Linked DNA regions of Homo sapiens: region 2 is linked to region 1. Evidence: read pairs that join two places in POLR2A ChIA-PET (ENCODE). Cell type or tissue: PC-3. All regions are shown on one strand.

Evidence for each region. ChIA-PET counts read pairs that join two places held together with the same protein. Peaks named below come from ENCODE experiments on the same cell type or tissue, not always from the same donor. Only the 100,000 strongest peaks of a DNase experiment are listed, where the experiment ranks them.
Region 2: POLR2A ChIA-PET joins it to region 1 with 5 read pairs; 2 of 35 experiments call an interaction of 5 or more read pairs at or near these places.

Annotation. Positions count from the first base shown.
Region 1 is chr3:24,269,485-24,271,984 of GRCh38, forward strand. The region is part of intron 3 of THRB (thyroid hormone receptor beta); the gene reads right to left. Among named protein-coding and RNA genes, the nearest start is that of THRB-AS2, 120 kb to the left of the region's middle. In PC-3, no CTCF peak of the experiment used is centred here; no DNase peak of the experiment used is centred here.
Region 2 is chr3:24,627,244-24,629,743 of GRCh38, forward strand. No RefSeq gene overlaps it. Among named protein-coding and RNA genes, the nearest start is that of THRB, 130 kb to the left of the region's middle. In PC-3, no CTCF peak of the experiment used is centred here; a DNase peak (open chromatin) is centred at 1,518.

The DNA.
Region 1 (2,500 bases):
CACCCATCATATCTCACTATGGCCTCAACCTCCTGGGCTCAAGTGATGCTCCTGCTTCAGCCTCCCAAGTAGCTGGGACTACAGGTGTGTGCCACTACACCTGGATAATTTTTAATTTTTTTTTTTTTTTTTGTAGAGACAGAATCTCACCATGTTGCCTCAGTTGGTCTCAGACTCCTGGACTCAAGCAATCCTCCCACCTCAGCCTCCCAAAGTGCTGGGATTACAGGCATAAGCCACAGTACCCAGCCTTAAGTTATTTCTGATTAAGGGTAATGGCATCAGCTTCTGTGTTCCATCACTATTTTATTCACCTTGACAAGTATTTTGAGCAAGGAGATGCCCACTTTATCAGTAAGAAATTAAGTGTAATTTTTAAATTTTGACATGTACCTTTATAATTTCTGCAAAAATAATTTTGGTCCTTCCTTCTTTGGCTTTTTCTGAATTGTTTTCTCACAAAACTCTTAGCTTTTTTTTTGCACCATCTAATGTATTTGAGCATCAAAAATTAAACTATGCTATTTAAGGTTTTACAAATAGTGTTTACTCAGATTGGGAAATAAACTTTTTTTAATGTGGTCACACTGATCAGAATTTTATATTTTGAAAACATAAAAGCTAAAAGATGGTTCTATGCAAAATAAATTTTAAAAACTGCAACTCTAAGGCAGTATTGCATCTTTCTTTTTAATAATTGGTCTTGCTTCACATCTTTGAAAAGCAAACAGGCCATTAAAGGCATGCCTGATGTGTTAGACACTTAACCAGGTTTACTACTGGACAGGGTGCAATTTTATTAATCTTTAAACACATTTTAATGAGCTATGGGTATAGTTTGTACTACTAAACTACCATGAATTGCTCACTCCCTGACTCACTTTAAAAATGAAAAACATGTGTCAGGTCAGAGATGAGCTGGAAATCCCATTTAATTATCAAAATAACAAGAATGAAAAGAGATCCATGTTGCCATTTAATCAAGTGAGCCTGCAGGCTTAGGTGCTAACATTATGAGCACCTATCTATAATGCCATTACTCAGACTGGCTAGAAATTAGATACGTCCCAGCCCTTCCAGCTGGAGCTTAAGAGAAGCATTGTTGGCATCCATGCAATTCTTGCAAGGGTCTTGAAAAGACAGCTAACGGGGGTCAGTTCATCAGGTCATGGAGATTTAAATCAGACAGTGTCCTGGAAATTTACAGGCCTGGGAGTGGGCAGAGTGAATTCTAGCCTAACTTCTGTTCCCAATCAGCCAGGGGCTCTTGGGAAAATCCTTTTGCCCTCTGGATCTTTTTGTAAAGTGGAGTGGCTTGACTAGTTTATTTCTGAAGCTCTTACCTTCTGTAACATTTCTTGTTAATTAAAAAGAATTGAGTTTTCATCTAATCTCACACAGAAATGTTTAGGATTCTACCTATTTAGTGACCCCTGACAAGGTTCATTACAATGATGCAAGGGTGTGAAAGGCTCCCCCCCTTTCCAAAATACCTTCTCCCTTGGATGCTCTGGTCTAACAAATTTTTCCTTTAGAGATAACATCCAAACCATAGCCCTCCCTAGGCATGTGAGGATAACTTGTCACTATTTTCTCAGACAAAATTTTTTACTGGATATTTTCGTTGAGGATAGAAAGGCAGTAAAAAAGTTCTATATACCAAGAGGATATTTAGTGCTGGAACCAAAGTGTCATTCCTTCTTTTTTTATTCTTACAAAATCAAACAACCATTTGTTTTTAAACCAGAGCATTTTATTCCTGAAACTGTATGCATGCGGCTTATGAAAATACTAAACAATCAGAACTTGCTCTTTTTTCTCTGTTCTATCTCTCAGGATCAGCAGCTCAAAAAAACAGGGGAAAGAGAGTAATGAAGATAAGACTTGGACCTTTCTAGAATGTCCGTTCCTGAGTGTGGCTAAACTTGTAAAGCAAATGGCTGTGGGAACCAATGCTGTGGTGTGAGGTTACTACAGGGCTTTTGCAGGGCAAAGAGAGGGCTTCTCTGATATCCTTTAAAACGAAGCACACTGAACTTGATCAGGGATGAACAGAGTATTTCTATTATTATTTTTTTTCCTGTTAGAGGTTCTCATTAGAAGAAAATACACCCCCCTGGGCCCTCTTTGAATTCCAAGAAGCTCCTATTCTTACCAGAATTAGAATGTAATAACTTTTTAGCTTAAAAGCTTGTCCTGGCTATTCCTCATAGCCTAATTTCTTAATCAAGTATATACTGTATGTCTCAGTATATACTACATGTACTATTACAATAGTATTTTTTTCCTTGAGAAAATTTAATTTAATTTAATAATTAATTTAATAGTCAGAGTACAGGTATGTAAGCTCTAGGGAACTTTGTTTCCCAATAGTAAAGGTAGAAGGGAAAATATTTATCACATGGTAAATGATGTAGAGAAAAGGATACAGGTCCTAAGTTAATATTTGATTATTAGCTATTATGATTATGATGGTCTTGGGTTATTATGTTTAGAAGAT
Region 2 (2,500 bases), 360 kb after region 1:
ATCTATGTGATTTGGACATTAGAATAAGTTTTTTTTGTTTTTATAGTTTGGATAGAAATCAACCCTGGTCTTAAGTACTTTTTACAAAACTATGCAATGTTCCATCCACATTTAGTATAATGTGAATTTGGCCAAGTTACAAATCCTGTTTGAACAGAAAGGAGTAACCACTGTGGGATTATCATGTCCAAATTTAAAGACAACACAGAATGTTTTATTTCTCAAATTTAGAAAATATGCATTACTGAAATTATTAGTGCCTAAAAATAATTATAATCATAATTTACTAATTCACATATATTATACCATTTAGAAAAACAAAGATTCAAAGAAAGCTTATAGCAATTAAGGCTCAAAAGTAGGAGTTCAGTTGCAGCCCAATATAAGTTTTCAAATTAAGAAGGGAATTTCCAAAGAGGATCTTTACCATAAAATAATAAGAGGAGAACAGATAAGAGACTTTATGTAATTTAGGTTTACTTTAAGGAATTATTTTTCAAGAATATGGCTTACCAGAATGTGTGACTGAGATGAGCTAAAAATCCATTATTAAAAACCTAATTTCTGAGTGTCTTTTAATGAACGGTTAGATTAAGAATGCTTTAAAAAAAAAGAATGCTTAACTTGGGGTCCACGTTCTGAGGGGCTTTATATGTGGGCTTCAGGGTCCTCAACTCTCCTGAAATGATATGCAAAGAGTATGTAAAACGGAAAATTTTCCAGGAAGAGGGCCTATAACTTGTATCATATTCTCAAAAGGGTCCATAATGATTCCTACGCTCTCCCCAAAATTACAAACTAGTAGAAAAATGACTTCATGGAGCTCTTTGTTAATAGCAGTAAGAATGAAGGGTACACATGTATTTCATCTTTTACTGCCAGGTACAATGAGTAGAAGTAATCCATCTAAGTGGATATGCAGAGCAAAAAGAAAAAAATTACAGAGGAAGTCCCCATGGACCTCTTCTTAAACATTAATAGCTAAATAAATTGCCACTTTTTGATATTATTACCTAACAAGTTTCCAGATTAGATTGGGGTACATAGCCAAGAAAATTATTGAGCTTTAACTTAGACAAAGATGATACACTCTCTTTTTAAGGATTATTTCAACGTTAAATCACTATGCAAGAAAAAAATTCCATTTTTGATAACATGAATCAGAAGATTTGAACCTGCAAATGAAATTAACTTAATCAGTGGCATTTGAAACTAAATTTTTTTATTGCCAAAACACTGTCATGAGCACTTCTGGTATCATTGTACTTTAGCAAGGTTATTGAAAGATTAAGTTTGATAGTTAGGTTTTATTATTTAAAAAGCTAAAGTTCTTGTTATGATGGCTTAGTTTTTATGTTACATATTTTGCTTTTAGATAAGTAGGTCATAAACTACATAAAATATCACTTATCAAAGTCTGTTTATGACCTCTTTTAAATCCAGAAATCATACTGCTGTCAATTCATTTTTAGCAGCAATCCTAAGTCAACATGAGTCTATGTATCTTGAGTAATCCTTGGCAGGGTGCAGAGCAGTAAATCATATTTTATTACTCAAGATGGCAGAAGCTAGAGCTATCTGAAACTTTTTATCACTTCTTCTTGTAAGGTCTCATTTGAAAATCTATGATCTAGAAGTTCTGAAGACATTTTAGGGTTAGTCCTTTGCCAGTATAATATTAGTAAAAAAAAGGTTGGTGTAACCCCTTCTACCCTCATCTTCCTCTCCCTCAGCCTTCCCCAACCACTCTAATTTTCATATCCAAAACTCTTTGCTTCTAGTCTTTACTCTTGAAGGACAGTCTGGCGGGCTGCAAAATGCGTGGCTTGCGTATACTTTTCATGGGTATCTTGTAGTTGATCCACATGCTCTGGTATTAAATGTTGTAATGGAAAGGTCTGATGCCAGCTTAACTCTCTTTCCTTTATAAATGAATTGATCTCATCTCGATGCCCAAAGAATTCTTTCCTTGTATTAAATTTTAATAATTCTAACAGTATATAGCTTAGCATTGACTGTTCTGGGTTAAATTGATCTGCATTATAGTGTTCTTTTTCAATGTATACATTTATTGAATTGTGTTTTGTAAATTTGTTGAATTGCATGGTAAGTTTTATTGAATTTTTTTTTTTTTTTTTTGGCTGGGCGTTGTGGCTCACGCTTCTAATCTTAGTACTTTAGGAGGCCGAGGCCAGTGGATCACCTGAGGTTGGGAGTTCAACACCAGCCTGGCCAACATGGTGAAACCCTGTCTCTACTAAAAATATAAAAAATTAGCTGGGTGCAGTGCTGCGCACCTGTAATCTCGGCTACTTTGGAGGCTGAGGCAGGAGAATTGCTTGAACCCAGGGGGCAGAGTTTGGGTGAGCCAAGATCGCGCCACTGCACTCCAGCCTGGGCTACAGAGCAAGACGTTATCTCAAAAAAAGAAAAAAAAAACATGATGTCAACATGGCTTATCATTGCTGATATCCTGACTGGGGTAGTGTTTGTCATGTTT